Regions from separate parts of the Homo sapiens genome. Here region 2 is linked to region 1. Evidence: read pairs that join two places in POLR2A ChIA-PET (ENCODE). Cell type or tissue: GM12878. All regions are shown on one strand. Links, peaks and the distances in the headings refer to the core of each region. The heading gives the core; the rest is flanking DNA. Region 1 overlaps SH3D19 (SH3 domain containing 19). Region 2 overlaps LRBA (LPS responsive beige-like anchor protein).

Region 1 (8,312 bases), core at 1-8,000:
TTCCTTATTCTTACAAGGAAATAGTTAATCATATAGAGTATAATACTGTCGTGACAAATATTTAAGAGTATAAGCCAGTAATATGAAAGTAGAAAGGAGATAGCTTACTGGAAGGAGAAACACAGGGAGTATCTGGTGTGAGTATGTGTGGGATGTGGAGGTAGGAGATTTCCAATTTTAAATAATGTAGTCAGGGAAGGTCTCTGAGAAAAAGTGGCAATGAGCAAAGACCTGAAGGATTGGTGAGGGAGGGAGCCTTGCAGACATCTGGGAAAAGGACAACCTGGTCAGAAGAAACAGGCCCCGGGGAAAGGAGCTGACAGGTTCAAATAAGATCAAGGACATTTGCACCACGAAGCTATCCCCTTTTTCCCTTGACCATTCCAAATTCTTCAGACACCAAAGTTTCATTCTTTTTCCTCCACAGAATATATGCATTATTATATTAATAAAATTCTGAGGAATTGATTTTTGGTATAAATAGAAATAACTCTCTAGAAATCATTCTGTCATTTCAGTTCTCCTACATTTGGCAGTATAGAATTCAACTTACTTTTTTTCTTTGAAGAGGAGCTTAATGATGAATTAAAATACCCTCTTTGGGTATAAATTACCTGCCATTTAAAGCAGAAAGTCCTCCTCACTTTGTTTTTGTCTTTTATACATATATATATATATATATATATTTTAATTATACTTTAAGTTCTAGGGTACATGTGCACAACGTGCAGGTTTGTTACATATGTATATATGTGCCATGTTGGTGTGCTCCTGTGGCCAAAGTGTTCTCACTGTTCAATTCATACCTCTTTTTTTTTTTTTTTTTTTAGATGAGGTCTCGCTTTGTCACCCAGGCTGGAATGTGGTGGCATGATCTCGGCTCACTGCAACGTCTGCCTCCTGGGTTCAAGTGATTTTCCTGCCTCAGCCTCCCAAGTAGCTGGGATTACAGGTGTGTGCCACCATGCCTGGCTAAATTCTTTTTTTTTAATTGAGCCTTTATTTTTATGTATTCATTTTTTAAAAGAATATTTTTAAAATTTTACTTTAAGTTCTGGGATACATGTGCTGAACACCCAAGTTTGTTATATAGGTATATATGTGCCATGATGGTTTGCTTCACCTATCAACCCGTCATCCAGGTTTTAAGCCCCGCATGCATTAGGTATTTGTCCTAATGCTCTCCCTCCCCTTGCCCCCAACTCCCCAACAGGCCCCGGTGTGTGATATTCTCCTCCCTGTGTCCACGTGTTCTCACTGTTCAACTCCCACTTATGAGTGAGAACATGCAGTGTTTAGTTCTGTTCCTGTGTTAGCATGCTGAGAATGATGGCTTCCAGCTTCATCCACGTCCCTGCAAAGGACATGAACTCATTCTTTTTTATGGCTGCAGCCCGGCTAATTTTTATATTTTTAGAAGAGACAGGGTTTCACCATGTTGGCCAGGCTGGTCTCGAACTCCTAGAATTCAATTTTCTACTAGTTCTTGGAGCTTTGTCAGGATAATAATTAAAGCTGCTTCCTCAGCATATCCTTTTCAGGATTTCAAAGCTTATTAATGCAGTTTACAAGTGTGCAGAAAAAGTAAACATAGCAGGTCTGAAACTTTATCCCTAGAAAGTCCTACTTACAAGATTGGTCCCTTTTTTTTTTTTTTTTTTTGAGTTTCGCTCTTGTTGCCCAAGCTGGAGGGCAATGGCGTGATCTCAGCTCAACACAACCTCCAAATCCTGGGTTTAGGCGATTCTCCTGCATCAGCCAAGCGCATGCCACCATGCCCGGCTTATTTTTGTATTTCTAGTAGAGATGGGGTTTCACTATGTTGGCCAGGCTGATCTTGAACTCCTGACCTCACGTGATCCACTTGCCTCTGCCTCCCAAAGTGCTGGAATTATAGGCATGAGCCACCACACCCAGCCACAGGATTGGTCTTTGACTGGCATATAGGAACTTGGACTTTGGGACAGTTCTCGCCATCCTCAAAACTGATAAAACAGAATATATGGTTTATGCTGAACATCTGCTTTCCTTCTGGGAATCTGGAATTTTGGTAAGTGCCAAAATTTCTAGGAGTGCCTACCTGACCAGCCCCCAATAAAAACCCTGGGCACTGAATCAGTAGTGAGCTTCTCTGGTTGACATTTCACACTTGTCATCACAACTCATTGCTGGAGGAGTTACATATGTCCTCTGACTCCACCAGTAGAAGACTCTTGGAAGCTTGCATCTGGTTTCCTCCAGACTTCACCACATTTGCCTTTTCTCTTTGCTGATTGTGCCTCATATACTTTTGCTATAATAAATAATAGCCATACATACAACTATCTGTTGAGTCCTGTGAGTCCTCCTAGTGAATCATCAAACCTGGGGGTGGTCTTGGGGACAATGACACAACAGATGAATAAATTTAAAAATTTGTATTTATTACTAATTTCTGTAAAAGTTGTATTACTTAAAACCCAGGCAAAATTTCTTATTATTATATGTTACTATACTTGTTAAAATCCAGAATACATTTAACAAAGTAATAGCAAACAGGCAAACAACCCAATGAGCTATCGTTTTACTGATTTGTGGGCTATATAATATTGTCAAAAGAAATATACTGCCAGTTTTTTCTTTCTTTCTTTCTTTTTTTTTTTTGAGATGGAGTCTCATTCTATTGCCCAGGTTGGAGTGCAGCGGCATGATCTTCGCTCACTGCAACCTCCACCTCCTGGGTTCAAGCAATTCTTGTGCCTTAGCCTCCCAAGTAGCTGGGATTACAGGTGTGTGCCACCATGCTTGGCTAACTTTTTTGTATTTTTGATAGAGACGGGGTTTCACCATGTTGGCCAGGCTGGTCTCGAACTCCTGACCTCAAGTGATCTGCCCACCTCAGCTTCCCAAAGTGCAGGGATTACAGGTGTGAGCCACCATGGCTGGCCTACCACTGGTTTTTAAATCTAACATTAAAATATTACCTCTAAAAAAATAAAATATAACTTCCTAAGAAACTAGAACCAGAATTTGATACCTTAGATTTTTTTCTCCTCCACATTCTTCATAGCAACTCAATTCAATTTTCTTGCTACTTGGCTGAGAGCCATCAGTTAGTAACAGAATCATCAAAAAACTGAAACCAAGATGATCCTTCTGGGTAGTGCTTTATAGAGAAACCAAACTCCTAAAATAAAGGGAATATGCCTGCATACAATCCTGGGTGCTACAGGTGAAAGAGTGGAATGCTTGTTCTGCTTTAGGAGGAATGAAGTGGGCAGAATCTCTTGTTAGACAAAGGAAAGAATGCATGCGGGCTATGATATAAAGGCATTGCAGGCATAAATGAAATCAGATGCCCGCAGAGAAAGCTGTGTGATCACTCCAAGCAGTGCCATGAACTGCTCTGGAACCCACTGTGTGTGTGTGTACACATACACAAACACCCTTTTAATCACAGTTTTTAATAATCTGGTGCCTAAAATAAATAATTCTGGCCCTTGTGGCTTTCCCATTATAATAAATATCAGATTTCTTTTTGAAGTACTTATTAAAGCTCCTATAGAATTTCATTTGTTATACTATTAAAAAATCAAGTAAGGAAAAAATCAAGTAAGGAAGTAAACCAAAATGTAACGTTACACTAATTTTTTTTTTTTTTTTGAGATGGAGTCTCGCTCTGTCACCCAGGCTGTAATGCAGTGGCACGATCTCGGCTCACTGCAAGCTCCGCCTCCCAGGTTCAAGTGATTCTCCTGCCTCAGCCTCCCAAGTAGTTGGGACTACAGGCGCGCAGCACCACACCCAGCTAATTTTTGTATTTTTAGTAGAGACAGAGTTTCACCATGTTGGCCAGGATAGTCCTGATCTCTTGACCTCGTGATCCACCTGCCTTGGCCTCCCAAAGTGCTGGGATTACCGGCATCAACCACTGCACCTGGCCAATTTAAGAAGTATTTTTATAAACTATTATTTAAAGCTTTGGTTACTGCTCTTCACCGAATTCACACATAGCCATATTTGAGATTATGCTGATTGCAATAATATACTCCTGACTGATAGACATATACACCTTTATTTGCTATTAGTTTAGATTACTTTCCCACCAAATCTGTACCAGAGGTGTTAACATGGGATATAACAATTGTTCTAAATTTCAGTTTCCCTCTATTCTCTGTCTAAAGACAACATTAAAGAAAAATGAAATCCCCAGCCTGACCAATGTGGTGAAACCCCATCTCTACTAAAAATACAAAAATTAGCCAGGTGTGGTGGCGTGTGCCTGTAGTCCCAGCTACTCAGGAGGCTAAGACAGGAGAATTGCTTGAATCCGGGAGGCAGAGGGTGCAGTGAGCTGAGATTGTGCCACTGCACTCCAGCCTGGGTGAGAGAGCGTGACTCCCAAAAAAAAGAGGAAAAGGAAGGGAAGGGAAAGGGAAGCGAAGGGGAAAGGGAAAGGGAAGCGAAGGGGAAAGGGAAATCCAAATTTACTGAACTAATTCTTCGAAGAATTGTGAAAAAACAATTTGCTTTTAAATAGCTTTGACTATGAATGGCAGATTATACATAATTTCAAAAGCAGACATTGATAAATTAGCATATATTTCTCCCAGCCTCTTGAAGAAGCTAATAAAGAAAGCAGAGAAGTGCTTACATTTTCCTGGTTTGGCTGGAATTCGAATTACAGTGGGCTTCCTGGTGGGTGCTGGTTGAACTGCTCGTTCTTTTATTGGTTCTGTTTTTGCAGGGAGCTGAAAGGGATCTAATGAAAAACATAGTTTATTTTGCATGTTTTAGTTAACATGGACTGAAACAAAAAACCTCATTCATAATTTAAGAGTCATATTTTTCATGCCCCTGGGGAAACTATTCATGGATAAACAAAATCTCAGTTTGCAGAGACAAAAACAAAGTTGGAGCTCATAAAAGGAAATAACTTAGTGTTCTGTAAATAATTCATGCGGCTTTTCTTCCTCTCTGATGAGAGAGATTGAGGATGATCTTGAATTATGTAGAAGCTGATCTTTCAGGGGAGTGTAATCATTTCATACGTGTCTGCCTGAAAATGAGGGGCAACTGAGATGAGGAGACCATCTTTCCCACATCCTAAAGCCTCCCAGATGCCACAGAGAGGAAAGACTCTTTCCCTGTACACCCCCTGTGCCTGTCCCAGAATATTTACTCCCAGGGCCCTCACCCTACCCAGTGCTGTGCCTGGCACAGGGAAGGTGCTTAGCAGTCTCCGATTTAGTAGTTTAGTAAAACTACACTTCAGTAACATGAAAATGAAAAACATTCTATCCCAGAAATAAAATAAGACATATCCCTTCAAATATTTAATTTTGGGGGAAGGATATATGACTCGGCATTCCTCCATCTTAACCGATTTATTAAGTAATTGCAGTGGTTGTCATTGAAAGTAATGCGCCAACCCAATATTTTAAATGGACAGTATATACTTAGGAGAAATACTTTAAACAAAAGCATGGCTGTAAACCTTTTTACTGAAACAGTTTTTAATATAAGTGTCCTTTTTAGTGGTTTGGAAAAATGACTATACTTTTTTTTTTTTAATGGGAAATCTACAAGTAAAAATATTAACAAAAATAAAAGAAAATGCTCTATAATGGATATTCTACTCAGCACACAGGATCGCATGAGACTGTCTTTGCTTTTATTTAACAAGAGGCGAAATGAGTATATGCTGTAATTCTGCACCTGTTCTATGTATCTTGCCTGCGGGGAGATACTCTCTATAAAACTATGCACTCCATAGCTCCTGTGATGAACAGCATTCAAATTCTGCCTGTTATGAGGTGTAATTCAATAAGCACCTTTTGCTGAGCAGCTCTTTGCAGGATACGTGAAGGGCTGAGCTAAGAATAAAAGCCCTTTTGGCAATCTGATACTTCGCCTTCTCTTCCACTCAGTTCTCAGTCGATCTCACCATCAGATACCCTGCCAAAGGCATCACTCTCTCACCAGTCACTTGCTCACATATTTATGCCAGTAACAGTGCTGGGTGGGGAAATATGATGGTAAAGTACAATCCTATTTTAAGTTTCTTATCTACCACTTAGGAAGGGTCCCCAGATGGCAAGCTAGCTAAAATTATTATTATGCTACTGAGGAAAAAAAAAATAGATGACTCCTCTGTGGAATCTTACCAGCTCACAGTGAGTGAGGCTAGTCTTACGTTAAAAAAACCAACTCAAGATTATCAAAAGAATGTCATCAAACTCAAAAAAAAACTACTATATTAATAATATAACTTTTTTCCACTGTGACCTATGTCACCCATAAAACAAAGCTCCTGTTTTTAGATTTAACCAAATTCCTTAATTCTTTAATTTATTATAACAAATATATAACAAGTATAATAGTACTTTTTTTACTTCACAGAAATATTTGTTGTAAAAGTGAGAAACATTAAGAATTATATAAAATAGAAAAAGAAAACCTCTTGTAATCTCATCTCTCTAAAATTAATTATTGTCTAAAATTTGGTATATCTGTCCATGTATTTTCTATAAATATTACATGTATTATTATTATATAAATATTTTGAAAAACAAACCCAGGATCATTTTATATCAATTTCTTTGTAGTTTTATATCAATTTCTTAGCACTTTTATATCAATTTCTTTGTAGCAGTTTTGTTCATTCAATATTGACTGGGTGCCTGCTATGCATTAAACACTATTTTACGGCTTCCGCCCTGTCTGGGACGTGAGGAGTGTCTCTGCCCGACCGCCGCCCCATCTGGGAAGTGAGGAGCGCCTCTGCCCGGCCGCCCCACCGTCTGGGAAGTGAGGAGCGCCTCTTACTGGCCACCCCGTCTGGGAAGTGAGGAGCGCCTCTGCCTGGCTGCCGCCCCATCTGGGAAGTAAGGAGCGCCTCTGCCAGGCCGCCCCACCGTCTGGGAAGTGAGGAGCGCCTCTTACCGGCTGCCCCGTCTGGGAAGTGAGGCGCGCCTCTGCCCGGCCGCTGTGCAACCTTCCAAGTGTGAAGTGACAGCCTTGTGTGTGATCTTTTCTGTCTTCCCCAAGTTTGCATTTTCAACATTAAACTTTACTTTTTAGTTAAAAAAACAAAACAAAACAAAACACTATTTTAGGTGCTGGGAATATAGCAGTGAACAAAGCACAGAACTCTGCCTTCATGGAGCTTGCATTCCAGCAGGAAGATCGAGACAAGAAACAATACATGTAACAGATAAGCAATTCACGAGGTTTATTAGAAGGTGAGAAGTATATTGAAAAAGGTGAGAAGTATATTGAAAAATGAAAAAGCAGAACAAGGTGAGGAACTTCAGTTGTGGGCAGAAGGGAAGCAGGTTGCAGAAGGAAACATGAGTGCAGCAGGTGAGGCAGGTGACATTGTCTTTCCAAAAACTGGATTTTACATATTTGAATAGTTCTTCCAATAATCATTCACGGTGTCTTATCTTTCGAGTAGCATTTCTTTTTTTTTTTTTTTTGAGACACGGTCTCACTCTCACCCACTCCCTCTGTCTCACGGTGTCACTCTGTCATTCCACCCAGGCTGGAGCGCAGTGGTGCAATCACGACTCATTGCAGCCTCAACCTCCTGGGCTCAAGCAATCCTCCCACCTCAGCCTCCTGAGTATCTGGTACTACAGGAATGTGCCACCATGCCTGGCTAATTTTTATTTTTTGTAGAGATGAGGTTTCACTGTGTTGTCCAGGCTGGTCTTGACCTCTTGGGCTCAAGTGATCCTCCCACCTTGGCCTCTCAAAGTGCTGGGATTATAGGTGTGAGCCACTGTGCCTGGCCTGAAGTGCTATTTCTTTAACAGCTGCTTTTGGTATCAATACCCTGTTGGTTATTAGTTTAAAATTTTAGTCAATGATGCTTTTTGGGTGGGTGTGAAGGGGGAAGAAAATCTTGAGCATGTAATGACTTAAATTGTTTCCCAAATCAAATTAAATTCTGGGCCAGTATAAGACCTACACACTCACATTTCACAAGTGAGGGCATGGATGGGGGTAGGGGCAGGCAGGGAAAGGAGAAAAGAGGACAATCAGCACCCCTGAGGGGCTGAACATAGGGGGCATCCAAAACGTGCTTGCTGTGGGAAGAATGGCCTCAGGAAATCCTGACCCAAATCCTGCACACAGTGTGGGCAGATCTCACCTATTCTGTTAAAGGGTCCAATCATTTTTTGTTTTAACCTGAAGGATTTAAATTGAAGTAGCATAGGTATAACTTATGAAGTATTCAAAGTGTCCTAGCTTACTCACTCTCTCATTTTTTTAATTTTTAATACCGTTAGCTGTTTTTTAATAACTGGCACTCAGATAGTGTATAA
Region 2 (8,534 bases), core at 270-8,269, 280 kb before region 1:
AAAACTTGGCCAAGTGTGGTGGTTGACACCTGTATCCCAACACTTTGGGAGTCTGAGGTGGGTGGATCACGTGAGCCCAGGAATTTGAGACCAGCCTAGGCAACGTGGTGAAACTCTGTCTCTACAAAAAACGCAAAAATCATCTGGGCATGGTGGCACATGCCTGTAATCCCAGCTACCTGGGAGGCCAAGGTGGGAAGATCGCTTCAGATGCAGAGGCAGAGGCTGTAGTGAGCTGTGATCGTGCCACTGCACTCCAACCTGGGAAACAGAGCAATACCCTGTCTCCAAAAAAAAAAAAAAAAACCTTTTAGCTCAAGATGGATTAAAGGTTTAAATGTAAGCCATCGAATTAGAACAATCCTAGAAGAAAAACGAGAAAACACCATTCTGGACATCAGCCTTGGGAAAGAATTTATCACTAAGTCCTCAAAAGCAATTGCAATACAAACAAAAATTGACAAGTGGGACCCAATTAAACTAAGCGCTTAGGTACAAAGAAACTGTCAAGAGAGTAAACAGACAATCTACAGAATGGGAAAATACTGACAAACTGTGCATTTGACAAAGGTCTAATATCCAGAATCTATAAGGAACTTAAACAATTATACAAGCTAAAAACAATCCCATTAAAAAATGGGAAACGCCACAAACAGACACTTCTTAAAAGAAGACATACAAGCAGGCAACAAACATATGAAAAAATGCTTAATTAACATCGCTAATCATCAGCAAAATGCAAATCAAAATAATGAGATACCATCTCAGACCAGTCAGAATAGCTATTACTAAAAAGTCAAAAAACAACTGATTCTGGCAAAGCTGCAGAGAAAAGGTTGGTGGGAATGTAAGTTAGTTCAGCCTCTGTGGAAAGCAGCTTGGAGATTTCTCAAAAAACTTTGAACTACCATTCAACTCAGCAATTTTATTACCGGGTACATATCCAAAATAAAATAAATCATTCTACCAACAACACATGCACTCGTATGTGTATTACAGCACTAATCACAACAGCAAAGACATGAAATCAACCTAGGTTTCTATCAACGGTAGATTGGATAGAGAAAATGTAATACATATACACCAAAGAATACTACACAGCCATAAAAATAAACCAAAATCATGTCCTTTGCAGAAACATGGATGCAGCTGGAGGTCATTATCCTAAGTGAATTAATGCAGGAACAAAATGCCAAATATCACATCTTCTCAGTTATAACTAGGAGCTAAATAATGGGCACTCATAGACATAAAAATGGCAATAATAGACAATGAGGACTACAAGAAGGAGAGAAGGAAGGGGGAAAAGGTTGAAAAACTTAACTATTGAGTGCTATACTCAGTACTTGGGTGACAGGATCAATCATACCTCAAACCTCAGCATCATACAATATACCCATGTAACAAACCTGCACATGTACCCCCTGAATCTAAGATAAAGGTGGGAATTATTAACATAAATACATAATAAATAAAAATAAAAACTGTAACACACTAAGATATTTTAACGTATCAAAAAACTATCCTTGCTATAGCTTAACTCACAAATATCTACGGTTAAAAATCACAATAGGGCTGGGCGCGGTGGCTCACACCTGTAATCCCAGCATTTTGGGAGGCCGAGGTGGGCGGATCACCTGAGGTCAGGAGCTCGAGACCAGCCAGACCAACATGGCAAAACCCTGTCTCTATTAAAAATACAAAATTAGTTGGGTGTGGTGGCACATGCCTGTAATCCCAGCTACTCTGGAGGCTGAGGCAGGAGAATCGCTTCAACCCGAGAGGCAGAAGTTGCAGTGAGCTGAGATGGAGCCATTGCACTCCAGCCTGGGCAACAAGAGCAAAACTCTGTCTCAAAAAAAAAAAAATCACAATAATTTTTTCAAAAGATAAACTCTAGACATTGTCTATGTACTTTCAAATAATGTTTTATTAGGATTAATAACACAAGAAGATCAAAAGAACCTGAAATTATTCTATGAACCTAATAGTTATCCTACAAAAAATTTTTAAATTTTGAACACTTCTAACCAAAGCAGAATCAAACTAGTTTATCTGCTAAACATCAGCAGTAAATTTTGTAAAAGTTAAATGGGCCTATTTTGCTTTTTGACCATAGTTTTGTTCTTATTTAATGCACAAAAAAATACTTTACACATTAAAGGGAGGAAAAATCCTGTAGTGCTTCAATGAAATTTATATATTTATCTAATCATAAAACAATAAATAAATGTTTATTCTCTATTTGGAAATAAAGAAAAGTGTAAGGGAGATAACAAAAATAACCCATGAAGAACAATATTCAAATCTGGAAATATTTTCATGCAATCTATTTGACTATGCTTACATGTTTAAAGAAATAGATATGGATATTTTTGAATTGAAATATACTATGGTATGTACAGTATATTTTCAATGCAGAAAATATAATTCAGGCAAGAGAAACGCCCAAAAAGATAATCTGAATAGTAACATGATTTCAATCTGCTCACAGATATTAAAAATATGATAACAGATCATTAACTAGACTCAAATATTAAAAATTTATAACAATTTAAGCAGGGCATATGATGAGACTGACACTGAGTCAGAAAACACAGTCACTTCTAAGGAAGGATAAGTCTTCCAAGCTGTTGACCTAAGTTCAATATCAGAGCTAATGTTTAAATGATTTCATGGTAGAGAAAAATTTATATTAAATAACTGAATGTGAAAATTTCTGTCATTTGATGAAAATTAAATTGTCATTCCAATTTGGAAATGTTACTGATGACTATGACACAGTTTGGCATGCCTATATTATCTGTCACCAATAAAGACCATCCCCCCTCCAATTTTCTCCACTTGAGACTGTGCTTACACCCCCATTTAACTTTCAGTTAATATGAAACCTTTTCTTAATTCACCTCTGTTTTTTTCATGGTGGCCTTCAAAAATTATGGTTCTAGGCCGGGAGTGGTGGCTCACGCATGTAATCCCAGCACTTTGGGAGGCCAAGATGGGCAGATCACTTGAGGTCAGGAGATCAAGACCAGCCTGGGCAACATGGTGAAACGTGTCTCTACTAAAAATACAAAAATTAGCCAGGCATGGGGGTGGGCGCCTGTAATACCAGCTACTCAGGAGGCTGAGGCAGGACAATCACTTGAACCTGGGAGGTGGAGGTTGAAGTGAGCCGAGATTGCACCACTGCACTCCAGCCTGGGCGACAGAGTGAGACGCTGTCTCAAAAAACAAAAAAATTATGTTACTGTATACTAAGTACCAAGGTAATCATAAACAGGTACTGAAATTATGTATCAATGTCTAGTTTGAATTTTCTGTCTCTCCCCGACCTTCCACCATCTCTCTTTTTAAATCATCGAAAACAAAAATCCATAATTTAAAAAATGTAAATACTGAATTTTTGGACCCAAAGAATACTTTCAAAGAACTCCAATTAGATTGAAGGGAACTATCCATCATTCAAAAATCATTTTAAACTACATAACTAATATAAACATTTAATAAATATTTCTACCCAGTTTAAGTAACTGAACTGAATTTAAATGGGACTAAATCTTCACATTTCTATATACTAGTCCAAATTAGAAATTTTTTATTTCTTCACAGTAATAAATAAAAGACTGAGAAAGTAGCAAAAATTAAAACATACTATAAAAGCAAAATAGGGGGAATAATGATGCTAACATGGAAGTCAGCATTTTCCCTCCATGAAAAAAGACAGGAATAAAACCGAAAAAAATTTTCACTGAAAAATATTTATTGTTGAGAAATTGCTAGAAATTCAGGTAAGAATATCAGGAGTCAGTGGCCTTATTAATGAGACTACTCCTGTCATTACCACCCCAGTTTAGTTGGTAAGAACTGTAGTTTTACCATTTGGGGGCTGGCAGTAAAAAGTAGCACTGTTGCTTTCAAACAGGGCAAACCTATTCAGGGTAAGAAATGAAAACTGCAGTTCTCCAGCTAAAAGTGGCAGACTTGGTTACGAATCAATGGGAGAAACCAGCAGCTTTGCTAGATCAGAGATACAGGCACAATTCAGGGGGAACAGCAGACCAGTTAGATATTTACTAGGGAGATATTAAAAGAGAACCATAGAAAGATTGAGATAAGTACTCCACACAGACATAGCTGATTGAGAAAGTACCTATATCCAGGAGACACCTGGGTCACTAACTGAAAAAGGGAAGGCAAGAGAGACTAGATAAGTAGCCACAACTTTGAATGCAATCCCTAAAAATATACAGATCAACACAGTGGGCCTAAGGGCTGAAGGAATTTTATCAGAACCTGTAGCTAAATCATTGACTGAACTCTAAGATATATAGAAACATGGAAAACCCTAAGAGTGCTATGGAAAGAAAAAGGGAAAAAGTAAAAATACTGGGCAGAGAAAAGTCAGAGCTGTAGACCGTGGAGAAAACACAATCTGCAAACTAAATGAGGCAAATTATTTAAAACCAAACAAAAACCAACAACCATAGAAAAACAAAAAAAGTCTAGAGTTGCCCAGTTTTCAACAAAAATTACTATATATGCAAAAAAACAAAAAAGAGTATAACCCATAATCAGTAAAAGAGCAATAATCAAAAATAACTTGTAAGGTCCAAATGTTAGATTCAGCAAATATTTTTAAGGACTTGTAATAAATTATATTCAATAAATGAAAAAATAGTATGTTCAAATAATTGAATGAAACAGATTAACAATGAGTTCTCAAAAAAGTATAAAAAGACCAAATGGAAATTCTAGAGATAAAAAAGTACCATTTAAAAATCAAGGAATTCACTATAGGCATTCAACAGGAGACTCAGATGGCAAATAAAGAATCTGTGAATTCAAAGATAAATCAATATAAATTATATAGTCTAAAAAACAGAGAAAAAAATGGGAACACAAATTATTCAACCTTTAGACACTGTAGGACAATACAGTGTTCCAACATAGATGTAACAAGAGTTCCAAAAAAAAAAAAAAAAGGCACAGAAAAGAAACATCTGAAGAAATAGGGATAAAATCTTCCAAAATTTAATGACGAAACATTTACTTACAGATTCAAACTCAATAAACCACCGAAGTGAAAGTAACAAAGTGAGTCACCACTAGGCCGGGCACAGTGGCTCATGCCTGTAATCCCAGCACTTAGGCTGAGATGGGCGGGTAATTTGAGGCCAGGCATTCGAGACCAGCCTGACCCACACAGTGAAACCCCATCTCTACTAAAAATACAAAAATTAGCTGAGCACAGTGGTACATGCCTGTAGTCCCAGCTACTTGGGAGGCTGAGGCACGAGAATCACCTGAACCCAGGAGACAGAGGTTGTAGTGAGCCAAGACCATGCCACTGTACTCCATCCTGGGTGACAGAGGGAGACTCTGTCTCAAAAAAAAAAGTGAATCACAACTAAACAAACCACAGTCAAATTGCTGAAATCCAAAGACAATGAAAAAAACCTTAAAAGCATCAAGAGAAAAATGACTGATGACATACAGAGCAACAACAATGCAATTCATTGCTGTCATCTCATCAGAAACAATGGAGTCCACAGGTCAGGGAGATGACAGTCAAGTGCTAACAGAAAGAAAACTGCAATTTAAGTTCTTATATCCAGGATAAGTATCCTCTAAAAATGGAAGCAAATAAAAGTATTCTGAGATGAACAAAGACTGAGAAAATTCATTGCTAGCAAATATGCCTTGTAAGAAATAATAAAGCCCACCAAGATGAAAGAATATACTGTAAAACCACTAATAAAAGATAACCTTTAAGAAGAAAACTAAAATCAACAGGGGAATTTTGATCCAACCAAATGGAGTCAGCCCAATAAAGCCTCTCTGTCCCAAATATTAATAAAATTATAGGGGAAAAAAACACAAAAATCAACTTCCCAAGTACTCTGAAGACTAAACAAAAGCAGGTGCATTGTGTAGGGGAGTTAAAACTTGGAGAATTACTCATATGGATAGAAGAATCATTTTTTTCCTTTCTCTCTTCTGAATCTGCCCCTGTTTCAGGGCTGGATGTCAGAAGCTCGGGTGGCAAAATTCTAAGAAAAACTATGCTTCCAGTTAGAGAAATCTAGAAATTAGGTCCTAGATAGGAGAAGTGTGGGGAAGAATCCTAAATAGCAGAGAGTAAGAGAAAAGGGTTCTCTAAATCTGTGTAAAAACCTGTGATAACCCCAAACTCACCCAAGAGACGCATGGGTGTGGGACAAACCCAAATCAGAATAGACACCTTTCTAAATTTAATTACCATCCAATTCTCAGCCTAATTCCTGAATGAAGCATATGTATGTGAGGAAAATACAAGGCAAACTAGTCTGTCTCCCTGGATCGAAGGGGAAAAACCAAAGAATGAAAGAAAACCCAAAGTAGGGTAAGAGAGGTTTGAAAAATGAAGGGACACTGGAAACATCATGCACAGAGAAGAGGTGGAACTTGCAGCCCCACCCTTACCAGGTTGTCTATTTGCTAAACAACAACAACAAAACATGTGTTAGAGGATTATAACAGGGCCCAGAGTTATGCTCTAATGCATCCAGGACCCACAATATTCAAGACACATTAGAAGATTACGCAACATACAAAGAGCCAAGAAAATGTGACTGTTTCTCATAGGAAAACACAAACAACAGATGTCAATGAGATGAGCAAAATGTTGGACTTATCACACAAAGACTTTAAAGGAGATACTATAATTATGCTTTAGAAAATAAAGGTTAACAAAGTCTAAATGAATTGAAAAAGTTCTCCAAAAAGAAATAATAAATGTTTGAGGTGATGGAGATGCTAACTACCCTGATTTGAATATTATATGTTATATGCATGTATTAATATATCACAATATTGCATATAATATGTACAATTATTGTCAATTTAAAATATTAAAGAAAATAGAGTTCTCATCCAAAAATGAAAGCATAAAAGTGAACCATATTGAAATTTTAGACTTGAAATGCATACTATCTGAAACAAAATATGCAAGAGATGGGTTCAATATCAAAATGTAAAACACAAAGAAAAAGTCCATAAATTTGAAGATCAAGTTTATTATACATATCAAGTTTCTATGCACAAACTACAATCTGAAAAAAAACAAGACTGAAACAAACTAAACAAATGCTTAAGGAGTTGCCTGACTCTATCAGAAGATCTAATACTTATTTCTTTGGAGACCCAAAGTGAAAGGAGAAAGATATAAGTGAAGCAAAAATTGAAAAAATAAGAACCGGCCGGGAGCAGTGGCTCACGGGCCGGGTGTGGTGGCTCACGTCTGTAATCCCAGCACTTTGGGAGGCCGAGGCAGGCAGATGGTCAGGAGATCGAGACCATCCTGGCTAATACGGTGAAACCCTGTCTCTACTAAAAATACAAAAAAATTAGTCAGGCATGCTGGCGGGCGCCTGTAGTCACAGCTACTCAGGAGGCTGAGGCAGGAGAATGGCATGAACCCAGGAGGCGGAGCTTACAGTGAGCCAAGATCGGGCCACTGCACTCCAGTCTGGGCAACAGAGCACGACTCCGTCTCAAAAAAAAAAAAAAAAAAGAAAGAAAAAAAAAAGAACCTACAACTTCTCAAATTTGGTAGTAATCACAAAGAAAACCATAATGAACCTATGAAAGGAGGAAGAGAGAGATGGATGCAGTCAAGTGTGCCTGTAGTCCCAGCTACTGAGGAGACTGAGGCAAGAGAACTGCTTAAGCCCAGGAGTTCCTGGGCAACATAGTAAGACCCCAATTCTAAAAAACAAAAACCTAAAGAAAATGTCTTGAAAGCAAGTGCAGAAATCTAGAACATTATATTTAACAAAGAAAGATTTCAATAACCACAGATTTCTCATTGGAAACCATGGACACCAGCCAACAGAAGAAAAACACAGGAAAGAAAGGAAAGGAAAAAGGTAAGGAAAAAGGAAAGGAAAAAAATGATTACAAACACAGAATTCTACATACAACAAAAATATCCTTGGAGAGTGAAGGTCAAATAAATATATTTTCAGAAGAAATAATTAAAAATTGTTTCTGTCAAAACTGCTCAACAAGTTCTTTTTCAGCAGAAGTTCTTCTAAAGGAAGTTCTTCAAGAATAAACAGCAAAAGAAACTGTAAATACCTGGATAAAAGTAGAAACTTTTTTCTCTCTTCAATTCTTTAAGCTATATATAACTAGTGAAAGTAAAACTTTAAGCTATATATAACTAGTAAAAGTAAAACTTATTAACTGTCTGGAGGCGCTTATGTATATACAGACATAATAAGGACAATTGAGGCAGTTAAAGGGATCTGAGCAGTTCCAAGGGTTCTATACTTTATTTGAAGAGGTAAAATATTAACACTAGGTAGACTGTGAAATTACATACACTGGCATCTCTAGAGCAACCACCAAAAAAGTTACACAAAGAGATAAACTCCAAACTCAAAATATAAATTTTGAGAATATTTTTAAAATTCAAATAAAAACAACATAGAAAAAGAGAAACAAGGAATATATTACACTGGGATAAATAGAAAACAAATAAAATGGTA

What was found. Peaks named below come from ENCODE experiments on the same cell type or tissue, not always from the same donor. Only the 100,000 strongest peaks of a DNase experiment are listed, where the experiment ranks them.
Region 2: POLR2A ChIA-PET joins it to region 1 with 6 read pairs; 2 of 35 experiments call an interaction of 5 or more read pairs at or near these places.

Annotation. Positions count from the first base shown.
Region 1 is chr4:151,160,956-151,169,267 of GRCh38, forward strand. It overlaps SH3D19 (SH3 domain containing 19), which reads right to left. Exons shown (of 20, transcript NM_001378122.1): 8 at 4,634-4,741. Among named protein-coding and RNA genes, the nearest start is that of SH3D19-AS1, 41 kb to the left of the region's middle. In GM12878, for the core only: no CTCF peak of the experiment used is centred there; no DNase peak of the experiment used is centred there.
Region 2 is chr4:150,880,232-150,888,765 of GRCh38, forward strand. All of the region lies in intron 17 of LRBA (LPS responsive beige-like anchor protein), which reads right to left. Among named protein-coding and RNA genes, the nearest start is that of LRBA, 130 kb to the right of the region's middle. In GM12878, for the core only: no CTCF peak of the experiment used is centred there; a DNase peak (open chromatin) is centred at 5,170; H3K4me3 peaks cover 682 bases; H3K27ac peaks cover 234 bases.